Regions from separate parts of the Homo sapiens genome. Here region 1 is linked to region 2. The links are chromatin loops, found by intact Hi-C in ENCODE. Cell type or tissue: lower leg skin. All regions are shown on one strand. Each heading gives the region's core, and the rest is flanking DNA. Links, peaks and the distances in the headings are about the cores only. Region 1 overlaps ARHGEF26 (Rho guanine nucleotide exchange factor 26). Region 2 holds the start of ARHGEF26 (Rho guanine nucleotide exchange factor 26).

Evidence for each region. A loop is a pair of places that touch in the nucleus more often than their neighbours do. Peaks named below come from ENCODE experiments on the same cell type or tissue, not always from the same donor. Only the 100,000 strongest peaks of a DNase experiment are listed, where the experiment ranks them.
Region 1: a loop joins it to region 2, with 2.5 times the contacts of the local background. A loop is called at or near these places in 3 of 110 quality-filtered maps.

Annotation. Positions count from the first base shown.
Region 1 is chr3:154,210,994-154,222,350 of GRCh38, reverse strand. ARHGEF26 (Rho guanine nucleotide exchange factor 26) reads right to left here. Exons shown (of 15, transcript NM_015595.4): 10 at 4,393-4,482. Among named protein-coding and RNA genes, the nearest start is that of ARHGEF26, 95 kb to the right of the region's middle. In lower leg skin, for the core only: no CTCF peak of the experiment used is centred there; no DNase peak of the experiment used is centred there.
Region 2 is chr3:154,117,549-154,125,548 of GRCh38, reverse strand. It overlaps ARHGEF26 (Rho guanine nucleotide exchange factor 26), which reads right to left and starts at 4,159. Exons shown (of 15, transcript NM_015595.4): 1 at 4,030-4,159; 2 at 2,474-3,607; 3 at 1,100-1,139. The coding sequence starts at 3,556. ARHGEF26-AS1 (ARHGEF26 antisense RNA 1) reads left to right here and starts at 4,339. Exons shown (of 4, transcript NR_037901.1): 1 at 4,339-4,477. In lower leg skin, for the core only: no CTCF peak of the experiment used is centred there; DNase peaks (open chromatin) are centred at 3,084, 3,297 and 4,208; H3K4me3 peaks cover 2,130 bases.

The DNA.
Region 1 (11,357 bases), core at 3,143-11,142, 94 kb before region 2:
TTCCATCTCCTCTCATATTACTGCAGTTTAGCACTTGACAGTCTTCCAGAAAATCATAAGCAAAATTAAAAATAAAAAACGTGTGAAATGACAATGAAAAACACACACACATGCCCTACAAAATTTACTTTCCTCCAAATTAGAAAAATATCCATATTATCATTATCATACAGTCATTGTTAAGAATGTGGACTCTGGAGTCAAAGATTTGAATCTAGACTTTATAACGTCTTGGTGTATAACCTTGAGCAAAGAATTTAATCTCTCTAGTTTCAGGTTCTTCATCTATAAAGTGAAGTTAATAATAAGGGTACATTATAGGGTTCATGTGAGAATTAAATCAGATAAATGTGAAAATGGCACTACTTAGTAAATTTGCAACCAATATTCTCATAGTAGTAGCACCTATGGCCATACCATAAACCAAATATGGCCAAAATAGAACTCATTACCTTCCCCCAAAACTTGTTCCTCCTCCTGAATTTCCTATCTGAGTGAGTGGGTGGCTCTCCACCCAGTCAACCCGACAAGGCCCACTCCCTGACCACTGCCCCTCACGGGTAATGACCAATAACTAGTTTCATCTGCATCTGTCCAAATATTTCATCTGCAAAAGCAAACTGTATTTTTTTATATCTAAACCTTACTTTTTTCATTTAATAATATATAAGAAAGCTTTCCATATAGGTATCTAAAATTCTCCTTTATTCTTTTGAGTGGTATCACATTATTTGCGTATACTATAATTTATTTAATTAATCCTCTTTGATAGATATTTAGATGTTTTTCCTCATCTTTCACTATTACAAACAACACTATAATAATAGCTCAGTGTGTGTTTAATTTTATACATTCATGAGTACATCTGTAGAATTCTTAGAAGTAAAATTGCTGAGTTGTAGTAACTTGCATTTGTAATTTTGATAGTTATTGCCAAATTGCACACCATTGGGGTAAAACAATCTTTCCCACCAGCAACATATAAAAATGCCTTTTTCTCCAATTCCATCAATAAAATGGGGTATCAAACTTTTGAATTATTTATAAATCTAAAAGGTGAAGTTCATTATCTTTATCTGCTAATCTTCAATTAGCAATTTTCCTCTGAGTGAAATAAAGCATCTTCAAAACTTTGTCATCATTTGGATTTCCTTTTCTGGTAGCAGTTTTCTAATTTGCAACTTTCTAGTGGTTTTTTTTTTTTGTTTTACACAACAGGAATTTATGTCTCACAGTTTTGGAAGACAGGCCAAGATGAAAGTGTCAGCAAGGCCAGGCTCTCAGAAGGTGCTAGGGAATAATCTGTTCCAGGCCTCTCCCCCAGCTTCTGGTAGTTTGCTGGCAATCTTTGGTGCTCCTTGGCTTGTAGACTAGTGGGTCTTCTCTTATCATTTTGATTTTATACATCGGGGATATTTACCCTTTGTCTATATGTGAGTTGCAACTATTTTTTTCTCCAGTTTGCTATTTGCCTTTTCACTTTTTTCATGGTCTTTTTCCCTCTATAGAGAAATTTTTTAAAAATTTATATAGATTAATTAGGACTTTTTTCTTTTAATGACTTCTGGATTTGGAGTAAGTTGGAAAAGCCTTTCCCCATTGCTGAAGTTGTCTTTACTAAACACACATCTGATTGCTTCACTTCCCTGCTTAGAACTTTTCGGTGGCTCCCAAATGACCTCACTCAGCTCCTCCTCTTGGTACACAGGGCTGTCCGCAGGAGTGTTTGCCTGCTACTGTAGCTCCACCCTGCTCCTCTTGCACCCCAAGTCTACCCACACTGAATGCTTACAATTCCTGGGCCACAGGAGTGGAAACTGTGCATTTGTTTCTGCTCTAAGGCCCTTCTTAACTCACCTTTCAAGATTCAGGTCAAACACACCTCTGGCATTAAGCCTTGCCAGACTGCTCCAAGTCCCCCAGCCCTCTCTGTCTCTTGCTCTTAGAGTTGTCCATCTCCCTTCCATTTCCAGTATTTTCCATAGTCTTCTAGCTACTGTGACAGCTGTAGACTTTGCTGACTCCTTTGATTTTCAGCAGTCTTCTACTAGACTATGAGGGGAGGGATGATCACGTTTTTATCTACTGCCTTCCACATGGAAGATGCTCAGTAAATCTGCTCTATTCTTACAATACTTGCCATGTACTTGGATAAATCATTTAACCTCATTGAACCTCTATTTTATCATCATTAAAATAAATTAAATAGAAATGTCCACTGTTATTCATATAGTATTATAAGGTCCTAAGATTTTACGAGTATTTCCAATTAGTAATAATTAGTAATTCTAAGTGTTCTAAATGAGGTGCTCCACTGTAAATCCATACTTTATGCTCGCAAATATTTTAATCATTGAATGAAAACAACCAAAACTCAGGAACTCAACTGATGTTAATCACTTACTTTTTTGTTTGTTTTTTGTTTTTTGTTTTTTTTGAGACGGAGTCTCGCTCTGTCGCCCAGGCTGGAGTGCAGTGGCACGATCTCGGCTCACTGCAAGCTCCGCCTCCCGGGTTCATGCCATTCTCCTGCCTCAGCCTCCCGAGTAGCTGGGACTACAGGTGCCCGCCACCACGCCCGGCTAATTTTTTTGTATTTTTAGTAGAAAAGGGGTTTCACTGTGTTAGCCAGGATGGTCTCGATCTCCTGACCTCAGTTAATCACTTACTTTTAATGATCCTTGGGGTTAGCATTTTTCAATTACAAATTAATTTTGGGTACTGGACAGAGTTTCTTTTTCTTTTTCTTTTTTTTTTTTTAAGAGTCTTGCTCTTTTGCCCAGGCTGGAGTGCAGTGGTGAGATATCAACTCAATGCAACCTCTGCCTCTTGGGTTCAAGCAATTCTCCTGCCTCAGCTTCCCAAATAGCTGGGATTACAGGTGCCTGCCACTACACCCGGCTAATTTTTGTATTTTTAGTAGAGACAGGGTTTCATCACGTTGGTCAGGCTGCTCTCGAACTCCTGACCCCAGGTGATTCACCCACCTCGGCCTCCCAAAGTGCTGGGATTACAGGCATGAGCCACCTCGCCCGGCCTAGACAGAGTTTCTTAAAGTAATCTTATACCAAGTGACTTTCAGTGAAGAAGGGAAAAGAAAAATGGTTAGGGAATTTTTCATCTTTCAAAAGGAGGAAATTAAAAAACAAAAAACAAACTTGTCAGATATACTTTCCAAAATATTTAGAAACAAATTAGAGAGAACGAGATTCTGAGAGTTGGGAGAAAGATGGGTTTTTTAATTGCTATAAAATTCTGTACAAGAACATTAAAACTATTTAAAGTGTGCGTGCATGCATGTGTGTGCATGTGTGTCTGGTTTTTGGCAAATACCCATCTTCTTCCCTTTTACAGTTTGTGTTTCTGCATCTAAACCATTAGAGTCAGAATGTTACAGTAGAAGAGTTTACACTGACCTGCAAGTCAGGACATCTAGACCTTAGTCCTGATTTTATCACCACTAGCCAAGTGACTCTGCTGACAATTATTCTCTGGGTTTCTTTTCCTCATTCATAAAATAAAAGGGTGTAGCTGGACTATATCAGTGATCCTCAATTCTAGTATATATGCTGCCAAAGCAAGCATGCAGTAATCCTCAAACTACATGACATGGCAGAGAATCTGCTCTTTACAGAATACCATGAAATGCTGATCACTATAATTTGACTGCATGAAATAGAAACACTTTTACTAGGGAAAAATATGACCAGTCATTTAAAATTGTTTAATTACATTTACAAGTTATAAAACAATAGAGTCACAATCGTGAGCACTCACTTCCCATTAAAAACTCAGCCATGAGCCAACAAAAGAATGGCCATGACCTAGATTTGCCATTAGCTGTCATTTTCTTCTTTTTTGTTCATCTTGTCATCTGCTCAAGAGCAGTATCAGACAAGGAATAACAAGCAGCACATATTCAAAAAAATTATGAGAGAAAAACAAACTTGAAAAAAATTATCCATTAACGATCTGTTTTGTAAACGAGAAAAGGAGTGTCCTTATTTAATTTAGGAGAACACTGGTCCAGCTCATGGAATATTACTGTTTTTCAGAACATTTTGAGAATAATGAAGGAATCTCCTTTCAATTCTAAAATTCTATTATTTTAACTACCCTATTCTATTATTTTATTTATTCCCCTAAGCTTGGTGTCTTCCTGGAAAAAAAAAAGTGCTTCTTAGATAATGCCTGGCTTCAGGGCCTGGAGGAAGGTCACTCTGTCTGGTACAAGCAAAAGCAAAATTGCCTGAAGCATCTGCTACTCCCTCTTAGCAATTTATGACCCTTCTTTGAAAAGCAATTTCCTATCTACTTTGTTGCCCTCAACTGTCTCTCTCTATTTAGAGAAAAACATAGGCAAGAACAGTAATGAACAAGGTACGAGAATACCTTAATTTTAAATTCCAGCTGGGAGTTAATTGTGTACATCATCTCAGTCCTTTCCATCTTCCGGGCGCCCTCATTGCATAGTCGAACCAACTGGGAACACAGAAGAGTAACGAGGGTTAAAGGTCAAGGAGAGAAACCTCACTTTCAAAAGCAGAACTCTCACAGGAAATAATTACCACTTGGGAAGCCCTAGAGATTCATTTCTGACAGAGAACTCACAGTTTTTCACAGTTAAGACATTCGTATCCAGTTAGAAGTGGTGTGATTAGGATGTGAAGACAGAAGGGAAAAAAAGGTCACCCTATCTCAGGGAAAGCTGCAACCCTCGCCCTTCTTCCAAATCAGAGCAGCTGAAGGGAGATGGCCAACCTCAAAGGCAAAATCTAAGCAGAGTGCTGTGTAAAGCATGTGACCAGTAAACAAGTGCTGAAGCTTCTGCACAGCAAAAGAAACTACCATCAGTGTGAACAGGCAACCTACAAAATGGGAGAAAATTTTCGCAACCTACTCATCTGACAAAGGGCTAATATCCAGAATCTACAATGAACTCAAACAAATTTACAAGAAAAAAACAAACAACCCCATCAGAAAGTGGGTGAAGGACATGAACAGACACTTCTCAAAAGAAGACATTTATGCAGCCAAAAAACACATGAAAAAATGCTCATCATCACTGGCCATCAGAGAAATGCAAATCAAAACCACAATGAGATACCATCTCACACCAGTTAGAATGGCAATCATTAAAAAGTCAGGGAACAACAGGTGCTGGAGAGGATGTGGAGAAATAGGAACACTTTTACACTGTTGGTGGGACTGTAAACTAGTTCAACCATTGTGGAAGTCAGTGTGGTGACTCCTCAGGGATCTAGAACTAGAAATTTCATTTGACCCAGCCATCCCATTACTGGGTATATACCCAAAGGACTATAAATCATGCTGCTATAAAGACACATGTACACGTATGTTTATTGCGGCATTATTCACAATAGCAAAGACTTGGAACCAACCCAAATGTCCAACAATGATAGACTGGATTAAGAAAATGTGGCACATATACACCATGGAATACTATGCAGCCATAAAAAATGATGAGTTCATGTCCTTTGTAGGGACATGGATGAAATTGGAAATCATCATTCTCAGTAAACTATCGCAAGAACAAAAAACCAAACACCGCGTATTCTCACTCATAGGTGGGAATTGAACAATGAGATCACATGGACACAGGAAGGGGAATATCACACTCTGGGGACTGTTGTGGGGTGGGGGAAGGGGGGAGGGATAGCATTGGGAGATATACCTAATGCTAGATGACGAGTTAGTGGGTGCAGCGTACCAGCATGGCACATGTATACATATGTAACTAACCTGCACAATGTGCACATGTACCCTAAAACTTAAAGTATAATAAAAAAATAAATATTTTGTATAGACATAAAAAAAAAATAAAAAATAAAAAAAAATAAAAAAAAAAAAACAAGTGCTGAAGAGGGAAGTCTTGCAGGGGAGCCTAACAGTGAAGGATTCTTCAACAATAGCCAAGCTAAGGCCATCAGTTAAATTTGTTTCACTAGAAGCACTAAATTATCTATAAAGCAAAATTATCTATAAAGGACTTTCACAGTCGTTTAATGAGTACCTAATCTTAATTCACTGGTCTAAATCAAAACAAATTTTGCATCTCAAGTATCTCATTAACTGGAAAATCTGGAAAAAAAAATGCCCATATTAGAGTCATTTGCCATAAAAACAAATGTGATTGTTAAAAGGACTGGAAATTTTAATTGGATTTATTTTTAATAATATAAACATACCCACTATAAAAATAAATACTATAATATAGAAGTAAATAAAATAGGCCATAAAAGGTCCTGACCTACTCCCACTGCACAGATGTAGTTGGAAACAGACTGGGTCATACACTTTCTCTTTTTTTCCTATGTTATATATGAACATATAAATACACACATATATGTACAGAAATTTTTCTTTTTTGGAAATGATCATTCTATGCTTGTATGTCTTTTTTCTTTTTTCACTTATCAATTATTACAGACTAAATGTTTGTGTCTCCCCCATATTCATGTTGAAATCCTAACCTCAGTGTGATAATATTACGAGGCAATGTGATAATATTGGGAGGTTATTAGGTCATGAGAGTAGAGTCCTCATGAATGGGATTAGTGCCCTTATAAGAAGAGACAGGATAGCTTTCTTCTTCTCTCTGCTCTCTCTCCACCATGTGAGGACATAGGGAGAAGGTGGCCATCTGCAAACCGGGAAACCAGCCTTCAGCAAACACTGGTTCTGCCTATATCTTGGTCTTGGACTGCCCAGCCTCCACAACTGTGAGCAATAAATATCTGTTCCTTAAACCACCCAGTTTATGGTACTCTGTTACAGCAGCTTGAATTAAGACAAAAATATTTCCCCTTCTAAAATATTATTCATTAAAAAAAAAAGTTTATTTAGTGCCTACTATGTTTCAGGTACTAGGGTTATAATACTTACAATCCCTAACCTCACGGAAGGGCAGACAAAAGGCAAAAAAAAAAAAATCACAGACTGAGATCATAAAGTAAAAACACAGGTGAGTAGGGGAGTGGGAAGTGGGGAGGGATCCAAAGGACCCTCTCCTGAGAGGTCATTTAAGCTGAAAGCTGAAGGAGAAGTAGTTACTACTAAATGATAAGATGGTTCACAGAGAAGGGACACCATGAGCAAAGGATGAGATGAGAAAGTGTGTGACTGAGTGAGTCAAAGAAGATCCTGGCATGAAGGAAGGTGGCATGGGATGAAGCCAAAAGAGATAGGCCACGGTTAGATCATGCAAGGTCTTAAGGTGTCTGGATTGTATTCCAGGTGCAAAAAGAAAGTCACCAGCATGCTTTCAGTGGGGGAATGACATGATCCAATTTATGCTATAATAATTATATGGACTTTCCCCAATATATTTATTCTATTTCCTATTAATGGGCACTTAAACAATTTCTAATTGCTCACTTGGTTTTTAGATTTAGAGGGCAAACCTGTCTTCAATGACAGCATATCTTTAGCTGTGGCCTGTGAGTTCACTGATGCAGGGATTGATAGCTATATCTGATCAAAGCTAAGAGCCAAAATATCTAGGTGTGAGACAGGAGCAACCTGAAACTGCAATACCCTGAAAGGAACAGGGCATATCAGGGTGAAACCCAAGCACCATACCAGGCTCCTGCTGCTTGGGACATTTTTGTGACTTCTCCTGGGGAATGTGTTCATAGCTCCCAAATCTATGTTCCCAGACTTTGTCTACATCCTAGGCTCTGATCCAACTATCTACACGGCACCTCTTCTTAAATTTCCCAGAGCCATTTCAAATTCAGCATGACCAAACCTGAGCATCTCCTTCATCACGCTCTTGTCCCTGGCTCCACACTGTCTATCCTGGTGACTCAACTCAGCATCATCCACTTTCCTCCAAAACTTGGCCCTCACCACTCAGACCCCTCCCTCTGCTTTGCCCTCCACATACAATCCAAGTCTCCTTAATGATGCTGTCCTGCTGTTCACTTCTCTCTACCTGCCCTGGCCACTGAACTCAGGCTCAGACCTCTTGCTGCCTGGATTACTGGCTGCTTAATTCTTTTCCTCACTTCTGCCCTACCCTTATGAGTCCTCCAAAAATAAGATGTCAGTTTTTCTAAGTTCAGATCTGATCATGAAACAACTCCACTAGAAATCCTTAAAAGGCTCCCTGAAGCTTTCAGAATAAAGTCTTAGCAAGACCCTTCATGATCTGGTGCCTACTTCCTTGATCCCTAACCTCTCACTGCTCCCATGTGGGGCCTCGGCCCTACCAAATGTTGGATGCATATGCTGTGTCCCACCTTCCCTCTTTTGCATGTGTGTTTCCCTGTCTGAACATCCTTCACCCCACTCTGTCCGACTGACTCCTTATCTAGATTTATATCCCCCTACTTGTCTTTCAGTGCTCAATGTGGGCACTACCTCTCCAAAAAGACTGGAGAGCACAGACTATAAAATTTCTGTAATTGTAAGCCCAGAGCCCAATATAGCACCTAACGCCCAATGGGATATTCTGCAAATGTTTCTGCATAAACAAACCACCTTCAGAGCCTATTTGTAAGTCATTTTTAAAAAAAAGAAACAATTTATTCATAGTTATCTTCCCGTCTTTTTTTGTGGAGATGGGGTCTCACTACATTGCTCAGGCTGGTCTTGAACTCCTGACATCAAGTGATCATCCCACCTTAGCATCCCAAACTGCTAGGATTACAGACATGAGCCAGCACACCAGGCCAATAGCTATCCCTTCATAAAATGAAAAGAAAAAATGGCATTATTAAGTTTGGGTTATCTTATTTCTTAAACTTCCAAATTCTGAGCCCATCAGCAAAAGCTGGAGTCATGCCACCACTAGGGAAATCCTAAAGAAACCAAAGGTGCTTCAGAAGTCAGACCAAACACAAGATTCCCAAGATGTCTTAAGCAATGGTGCATCAATGGAGTTGATTTTAATTAGTATTTTGAAGGGACAAGCATTAATTTGAACATACATGTTCTGCTGTTTTTATTGAAAGCAGCCTCAGTATATTACTGTACCTTCCTTCAATTTATGCCAAAGCTTTATTAAATTTGGTTCACTAAAGCTTTTGTCCCAGGCCTAATAAATATATATTAGGCCTGGAACAAAAGCATATATATATATATACACACACACACACACACACACACACTCTCTCTCTCTCTCTATGTTACTCGTAAAGAAATGTAAATTAAAACACAAAGTCTTTTTGATCCATCAAATTAACAAAGATTAATAGAATATCTGATCCTGGCAGTATGCAGTAAGATAGACACTCTGAAATACTACTGGTGGATGTGGACATGAACTTTTCTAGAAGGCACTTTGGCATTATATACAAAAGAATTTAAAACATTCTTGTGTTTTTCTTCCCATGAACCCACTTCTGAAAATTTATCTTTAGAAATGGTTAGATGTGCACAATCATTTAGGTAAGACAATGTTCAATGGAGCACAACTTAGAATGTTAAATGAAATAGGTACCATATATACCATGGATCCCCCACCCCCAGGGCCATGGATTGGTTAGGAATCCAGCGCACGGCAGGAGGTGAGTGGAGGGCAAGTGAGCATTACTGGCTGAGCTCTGCCTCCTCCTCCTGTCAGATCAGTCACAGCACTGGATTCTCATAGGAGTGTGAACCTTATTGTAAACTGCGCATGTGAAGGATCTAGGCTGTGTGCTCCTTATGAGAATCTAATGCCTGATGATCTGAGGTGAAATGGTTTCATCCCGAAACCACCTACCACCCACCTACCCCCCAGCCCCCCACCCGTCTGTGGAAAAATCGTCTTCCATGAAACTAGTCTGGGGTGCCAAAAAGGTTGGAGACCACTTTTAAGTGTTCCTTTACAGTCATATGCTAATATTGGAACAGAAAGCCAACCAGAAGGATACAAAATAGAATGACAGTAGTCACCTTTAAGTGATAAAATTACTGATGCATTTTACTGTCTCTTAAGTTTTCCAAATATTCTGCAATGTACACTTATTATTGTATCCAATTTTCCCTTTTTTTTTTTTTTGAGACAGGGTCTTGCTCTGTCGCCCAGGTTGTAGTACAGTGGTGTGATCATGGTCACAGGGTCTATCATGGCATGATCAACAACCTGGGCTCAAGCAATCCTCCCACCTCAGTCTCCCAAGTAGTTGGAACCACAGCTGTATGCCAGGCTAATTTTTTGATTTACTGTGGAGAAGAGGTCTCACTATGTTGCCCAGGCTGGTCTCGAACTCCTGGGCTCAAGCAATACGCCTACCTCAGCCTCCCAAAGTGCTGGGATTATAGGTATGAGCCATTGCACTTGGCCACTTTATGCACTGTTAAAATATACCAATGTCAACTTAAATACGTTCTTACAGAGCTGTACTTAGCCTTATTACTTCCTCCCTTCCAAACTCTCCTCCCTTTACCACAGCTAACAATGGTTGAAAGTGTAATGTGCATGATTCTGGGACTATTTCTACATATCAATAAAATACACACACACACACACACATATATATATACACACACACATATACATTATTTTCTAGGTGTCATTATACTATTTATATTGTTCTGCAACTTAATTTTCTGCACTGACCAATACAGCTTGTTTGCATGTTAAAATATATATATTGGCCCAAGGCCAACTAAGATAATGGAATAGAAGACTCCACTGATCATCCTCCCCACTACCCTCTTCAAGGACACCAATTTAACAACTATCTACACAGAGAAAACACCTTCATAAGAACCAAAACTTAGGTGAGCTCTCAGTACCTGGTTTTATCTTCGTATTGCTGAAAAGAGGCACTAAAGAGATAGAAAAAACAGTCTTGAATCCCTGATGCCACCCCCCACCCACCCCCGTCTCCTACAGCAGCGGCATGTTGCAGAGAGCATCTCTGGGCACTGTGGGAAAGAAAACACAGCAATTGTGACACACTGAACTCAATGCTGTCCTGTTAGAGCAGGAAAAAAAAAGACCAAACTCAGCTGATACCCATCCATGGAGGGAGCATTTAAATCAGCCCTAGTCAGAAGGGAATCACTTATCCCAGCAGTCTGAACTTGAGTTCTCACCACCAAGGCCTACAGCACTCTGTGACTCTCAGTGAACTTGAAAGGCAGTTTAGGCCATAAGGACTGTGACAATTAGGCAAGTCCTAGTGCTGAACTAGGCCCAGAGACAATGGAATGGGGGCTCACATGACATACTGAGACACCAGCTGTGGCAGCCAAGTGAGTGCTGGCAAGCACAGCTGGGGCTCCAAAAGAGACCCCTTCCTTCTGCTTGAGAAGACGAGAGGAAAAAATGGGAAGGGCTTTGTCTTGCATCTTGGATACCAGCTCAGCCACAGTGGGAGAGGGTAATGCTCACTGTTGTG
Region 2 (8,000 bases), core at 1-8,000:
TGCTATAAGAAGCAGCAAACTGGACTAAGAACTCGATCTGTGTCCTACTACTGGCTGTGTAACTAGGTGTGACAGCAGACAGGTTACCAAACCTCTCAGATCTTCTGGTTTCCTCAATTATAAAATTAGGGAGATGAACTTATTCCAACCAGCTAAATACTATATCTGGATTTCCTAAGATTGGTGCGGTGAATGAATTTTTATAGATAAGTCATTTATAAATGTTCCAATGGGAAACTCATCTTTATAAAAATTATATAGGGAATTACTTGACAATCACCTAAGGCTACATATTTTATAACTCTGGGTGATTGTACATTTGCTTGACCTATGGAGGGGCACTCCCTTCTTTATTATTCTTTGAAGGTTGGAAAATCTTCACACTTCAAAACATGACAAAAATTTAACTACCCTCACTACCACCATGACCCTCTAGCCCAACAAGTGCTACAGCTGGGACTGCTCCCTTCATGCTCTTCCAGTTGGCTGACGCTTGACCCATCTATTTAAAAAAGTCCATTAATCTGATTAGGGTTTGAACACCTGGTTGAAGCTGCTTTTTTTTTTTTTGAGATCCTTAATAAAAATACTACATGGGTTGAAAAGTCTTAAGAATATGTTTTTGTCAGCCAGGAGAGTTAGAGTTTCCCCAAAGCTGAAACTTAATAAGGAAACAGGAAGTCAGAAATGATAATCAAATGTGGAAATATGGGCAGAATACTAAGTCAAAGGAAATGTGACCTAAAGAAATATGACTTCAGATCTAAATGCCAAAATCAGAATTTTTAACTAAAAAGCTAGATCTTGCTCTTACCCTTCCTGAGGAACATGGGGATGGAGCCAAGGTAGAGAAGAATTAAAAATCCCAGGACATCGACTGAAAAAGTTATCAGCCTATAAAAAATGCCATTAACTATATTCACCATTAGTATTACTAGATAAAAATTTAGCTTAGTGAGAAGCTTTGGACTGTATAATTTGAGAAGAAGTTGGACATATTTCTCATCGTAAGCATTTTTGTTACTGCAGTTGGATTTCAACTTATAATTGGTATTCCACATTGAAACAGCAATGAAAGTTTGGAAAATTAAATGCTTACCTTCCCCATCAAATGTTCCTTGTCCTTTCAGCATTTTTTTCTAAGAGACAAAAAAAAGTAAAAAAAAAAAAAAAAAAGGAAAAGCAAACTATGTATGAATGAGCCAAATAGAAAATACAGCTATTTTAAGTAAAAATACTTTTTTTTAGTCATTACATTAATTAGATTTCCAAGAGCGCACAGAAGCTGAGCCCTGGAGGAGTTCACTCATTTGATCACTACAATTCACTGAAACAATGAAATAAAATGTACAAGATCCCCCACACCCTGTCAAAACAGATTGAGAATCCTCAAATAACTAGCAGGTCAGCTCATTTTACAACTCGTGATTCACCATCACTGTTAAATTGAACTTTGCTATACTTGCAGAGTTGGAAAAAACACATAAAATGTTATGTAATTTATTTTCTTTAAGACCACGGGCTCTAAAATAAAACAGGCTTGCTTGTGTTTTGCATATGTGCCATTTATATAGACTGGTTCCAGTGCTCTGATTAACCAAGAAAAAATGTGGCTGCCAAAAAGAATCTGCCTTATTGCTGAAACCTGTGTTGTTTCTGTGGAAGGAAGCACACACTCCAAAATACCCCTCTTCAGTTTTCCCTGTTTCTTTATGTCATATTTGACAATATTTTAATAAGTGCAGCTAATGGGACAATATAGGGGAGCAATACCACACAGTGTCCACCCTAACCTTAAGTTTTCAGCTGCCAATCTGTTACATGCACTCAAGGATGAATGGGCATACAACGGGAATAAAACACAACCAAAGGCCACGGTGACAAAAACAAGCAACAAAAAAGATGACAAAATATTTATGTCTTTTGTGATCCTGGCAACTGATTTTCAAATTCACATTCTACCTGAATGACATCAAGTGCGTAGTAACCACTCAAAATTCAGTAAGTAAAAGCAAAAAATAATCAACAGGCTCAAACAGGAATCAGTATTTTTCTGAATCAGCTGTGATAACAGCTATCATTGACTGAAACCTCTAAGCAAACTCCAGACAACTTGACTGCAGAGTGCGGTTCTGAACATGCTCCTCCCCCTTTCAGCTATCTCTTTTAAAAGTGGTAAAGACTCACTCAGCCAATAATCTGCCATATTTCACTCTTGTCCCCCCCAATTCTGCCTGAGCTTAGAAATTTAAAAGTGATGAATTTCACTTCTTCCCACAAAGTTGCACTAAACTCGGCTGTGCCTGCCAGCATCAAAGTGGCCAAGAGCTGGATGTACACTAGCAATCAAGAGCAAAACACAGAATTAAAACGGAATGACTTCTTCGGGTTTCCTCTACGCTCCTCCTCCCCACTCCCAACACATTTACTTTCCGCTTAGTGAATGGCGTGCCACACTCCTGCCCACTTTTACCTTTATCCTTCCCAGACTGGAAAACTTCTCCTTGTCTTCCATCACCACTTTCAGAACAGGCTGGGACATTCTGTTCTTCTTCTTCGAGCTGGTAGGACTGTCAAAATCAAAGCCACTGACCACTGCCCTGCGATAAGACGTGGACCGCAAGCCTCTCCGCAGAGACCCTGGGCTATCCACGTCGTTATCGACCTCACTCTCCTCCCCTGCGTGACCCAGGGGTCCTCCTAGGCCCTCCACCATGCTGCGCACCTTGAGGAGTCTCTTGTGGGGCTCCACATTTTGATTGTTGGATTTACTTATTTTAATTTCCGAGGCCAGACTCTTCGGAATGATCTGCTGCTTCCCCACTTTGAGGGCGGCGGGGCTGTTTGTACTCAAAACCACGGAAGGATTCTCGAGGAGCTCGTTCTCCTGGGAGGGCAGCCTTTGGAGGGGGAGTTTTTGTTCCGAAGAACTTTTCTGGGGCCCAGGAAAGAGCCCCCGTTCGGGGTCCTTTGCCTTCCGGCCGGACTGCGAACCTGACCCAGGAGAGTCGTTATTAGCGGCAAGGCCATTTGCAGTGGGCGAAGGCACCGGGCTGGCAGTCAACCCAGTAAGGTCCTCCTCGGGGGTGCAGGGGGCGGGCGCGTTAGGAGTCCGCGGGGGGCGCAGAACCGGCGGCGGCGGCGGCGCAGGCAAGGTCACCGCGCCATTTGCTGGGGATTTCGGGGAGCCGCCAGGCACCGCTTTGGGGAGCTTGGGTGACTTGGGCCGTCGAAGTCGAGGAGAGGCAGCCCTGTACTCCGGGGATGCCGTCCCACCATTGGCCACCGCTCTCCGCTGGGCGCCCAGAAGCAGGGGGCTCCTATGTACCGTCCTGCTGTCCGAGGCGGTGGGCACCTGGGCGGGAATCTGCGCTGCGAGGAGCGTCCCTCCGTCCTCCACCGGGAAATCCGTAATTAGTAACCCGTTGGGGCTCTGGTAGGACTGGGGCCTCGGCTTGCTCCGGCCCAGAACCTGGTGGGGCTGAGGAATCGACCGCCTCCGCCACAAAGGGGTTATGCTGTTGCTAGAAAAATCCACCTCGCTCTCGCCGTCCATAGCCGGGCCTCGAAGTCAGCGCCGGGAGGAGCAACACCGAGTTAGTCTTGCCTAAAGAGGAAAGAAGTTAGGAAACTGTGCCTCTGGACAACCGGGGACGCCTGGCCGACTCGCGTGCTCCCAGACCGGCGGTCCCCCTGCTGCTGCGCAGGACACGACTGCACCGCACTTACCCGCCCTTTCTCGGGCAAAAACTGCACCACTGCGGTGCGCGGTTCCCGGCAGAAATCTGGGCTGCCGCCCAGGCGGATTAATCCAATCACCTCCGCGTCCCTCCCGCGCCAAAAGACCACCCGCAGCAAATGAGCCCGCCACCCATTCACTGAGTGCAAGCCGAGGCACAAGAAACTTGGGACGAGTTCAGCTTTCTTGGGAAACTCGCCGCGGGACGCTCCCTTCTGTCGCCATCCAGCCTCCCGCCCTCATCATGGGTACCCTCGCGCTCCAGGTGCGCGGCTCCCACGCAAATTTACCTTCTGGGGCTTGCAATGTCCGGGGCCGAGGAGCACCCACTACCCCGTGGGTGGCCCGGGTCCGGGACCGAAGCGCAGCCGCGAGAGCTTAGGAGAGCGCTGCCGCCGACCGCGGCGCCGGCGCCGGCCCGCCCCCACGCCTGACTACGCCCCCACACTTGGCCCCGCCCCCGTTTCGGCCCCGCCCAGATCCGCCTCCATCGCAGCCAGAAGCAAGAAGCTGTCTTCCCGCCCCCGCGTGCCTACAATCAGCCCCAGTCTCCCTGGGAAACCGACGAGCGCACCTGAGCTGGGTTCTGAGCTCCAGCGTTTTGGGGCTAGAAGTTGCGGACTAGTAGCTGAGGCGGCACGGGAGTGTAGGCGCGCGGGGTCGTTGCCGGGGGCACAGAGTGAGAACAAGCAAGGGAGCCCTGCTGAATTGCAGCTTAGGAAGCCCTGAATCCTGGAGGTGCGTTGAAACCGAGAACGCGCGGCGTAGTAGACTTTGTGAGATGCGTGGGCAGTAGCGCAGAGTTCTAACGCAGAGTCATGCCCTCTCAGCATTCAGGTGGTCTTAAATCAGATGGGCTCGTCCCAGTGCTGAAAATGCATTATAATATAAACAGATAGATGGGCTTGTTTGTGCCTAGAGTCTTTCCGTAGGAAAGACTGGCAGCTCTGAAGAGGGAAACTGGGTGGCTAGGAAACCGGAGGGAGGGAGAGTTTTCATATAATTATTTTTGGTCCTTGTATGCTTTGCATCTTGAAACCTATCTGTGAAAAATAAGCTCAATTTACACTACAAAAAAAGTATTGGTTTCCAACAGTACATAGAATAAAACTCAAAATCCTTAGCATGGCTTACAAGACACTTCACTACTGCCCTACTTCTTCAGCCTAGTCTTTCCTCCATCACTTTCTTCATTATTTTTTTGGCCACACTCAAAGTTTGACAGCCTCATAACCTTCCCTTTCGTTCCTTCTTGACCCGACTTGTCACTGCGTCAGAAAGGCCTTCCCTGTCCCCTCCTTAATTATACCATTGCCCCGTTTATTTTCCCAGCCACTTGTTCTCTTCTATTTTTGCACTTATAAAATTTTGTATATATATATATTTATGTGTTTATGTTTATTGTCTTTTGTCTTTACACAGTAATTTGCATGAGGGCAGGGGTCATGTTTTTTTTTCTTCTCCGTATTTCCGGCACATGGTGGGCACTTAATATTTATTTAATGAGTGAGAGAATGAATGACAGGAATGAAGTGAAAACAGTGACCATTCCTTCCAAAGTGCTTGGTTGTCAAATAGTAGAAAGATGGCTGTGTCTTGGCCAGGCTCCTGCTGTGTGACAATAATGAGGCAAACTTGAGAAGACAAATAATTTTAGACCATAAGAGCTGTATAATTGATTCTATTAGCAAGACAAATGGGCCCTTCTCCAAGTTCTCTTTCTGCATTCATGCATTCAGCAGGGATGCAGTGAGCATCCACTGTGTGCAAGTTATGCTGCCTGTTTTTGCCCTAGATTGAATGCAATGGCCAAAAATATTAAGATGTGATCTCTGGGTGGTGAGATGAAGGATAGTATGTTTCATGCTGCTTTATATTTTTCTATACTTAACGAAATATCCTGGACAATGAAGATATATTACTTTGATCTGAGACATTTTCATAAACAAAGAAAAAAAGAAACGGCATCGAAAAATGTATAAGAAACTTTTTTTTTTTTAGACGGAGTTTTGCTCTTGTTGCCCAGGCTGGAGTCCAATGATGCGATCTCGGCTCACCGCAACCTCCGCCTTCAGGGTTCAAGCAATTCTCCTGCCTCAGCCTCCCGAGTAGCTGGGATTACAGGCATGTACCACCACGCGCGGCTAATTTTGTATTTTTAGTAGAGACAGGGTTTCTCCATGTTGGTCAGGGTGGTCTCGAACTCCCAATTTCAGGTGATCCACCCACCTTGGCCTCCCAAAGTGCTGGGAATTGCAGGTGTGAGCCACCGCTCCTGGCCTAAGAAAATTTTTAAGAAAGAAATTTTCCACATTGGGTGGAAGACATGGCTGATTACATACTCACATGTAGGTACATAGACTTTTTTTTTAATATAAGGTGTTTTCTATACCAACATGTATTGCTGTTATATTGGGGAAATATAATAAATTAATTTCAGAAGTGGTTACCGACTGACAAATGGAGTATTCACCTAATTCAAAATGCAACCTGTGACCTATGTTAAGAAGCTGTAAAAGGTGATGTGAGAAGGTGGCTTTTCTTGAAATTATGTTGCTTCTACAAACAAGTATAACCAATATTTGTGACGACTTCATAGGATCTTCTTACCTCATTTCCAACAGACAACAAAATACCTACCAAAACAACAACAAAACACCAAGCTCTGGTCCTTCACTGAGGGAAGTTTACAAACTCACAGACCTAGTGCCTATTCAATTTATTGTTATCTATTCAAATCTAACCTATCTTCAATTATATGTTCCACTCAAAAGAAAGGAAAAGAGCTGCTAATAAAACTATGACAATATGTTATGTCATATCGAATTTTTACTTTATACTTAGTGCTTTTAGACACTTATACATAGATTTGCTTAGTACTGTGTGTATGTAGGAAAGGAAAATATAAGCAAAATGAATTTACCAAAGTCCCGAACATTGAGCCTGATTCTTCTGAATACCTTTTCATGAAAAGCATTCATGTGTGTTTTTCCACACAATATTGTTGATAGTGCACCATTTCTTAAAAGGATGTTCCAATCTTGTTTCTGGGATTTGCCTCCTAGACAATGACACTCATTCTGCAGTTGTGATGCTGGCACTATCCCATTTGACTAAACACATAGTTTTCTTGTTCAACTGAATTGTATGTCACTACAAGCTATGCAGCTTCTCTATTAATGGCCAGGAGAAAGTTTCTCACAAATGGTAGTTTCATGCCTTAACCATAGTCCTGCATGATACATGAATTGGTTATATCAACCTCTCTTTGCTTTAGAATTTCTTTCACCTAATCTGTCATATCTGGTAATTTCTCCTGCCTTCAACTATGTTTCTTGGCATATGGCTTTGACACAACAGGACTAAATTTCATAGAATTTAGTAGAAATGATAACAATTCATTTATGCCCATGTTCAAAAATAGGCAATGCCAACTATATCATCACTATCACCTGGCCACTGGATGTTTATTTGATAGTAAGACACATCCCAGTTTCAAAGAAATTAAAATGTGGTACCAAATTATTCTTAAAATTGAAGAAATACAGTATGTCAAACTATTTGTAATGATATTTTCCGCTGGTATATTCCAATGGTATATTGAACTATTAGAATATTCAATGGTACAACGCAAGATATATATGGCTACATTTACTAAACAAATTCACATTGGTCACAAATTTTGTGTCCCAAGCACAATAATTTGGCTAATTTTTAAATGCAAATTGTTAGCTAGTCTTATTACAATATATGTCCAATTTTCCAGTATTTCCCATCCCGTGTACCTTTTGTTTATTTATACATTCAACAACTATTTATTGGGTGCATTCAAGTGCCAAGCATTAAGACAAACATTCCTGAACCTTACAGTTTGGCTCATGAAACATGACTGAAACATTAAAATAAAAGACACCCAAACTGTGTAAGATGCATAGTAAGCTCTCTGTTCTATGGAAACCTTTGTGAAGGAGTCTGGATAAAACTGGCCCAGAAGGGTAGATAAAGTATTGCAAGGTGGAGAAGCGGACAATGATGTCACAGAAAGATTTCCCAGGATAAGCAAAAACATGGAGGGATGGCTGGAGAACTGATATTCATTAAGTGCCAACTGTATTTTAAGCTTTGTTGTTTGTTACACATAACTTAATCTCACATTAGTTCTGAGCCCACTTAAATATGAAGCTGAAGCCCAAAAAGCTCTTCTCATACTGTTGATAATTGGTTGAGTCAGAATCCTAAACTTTTTCTTTACAATACTCCA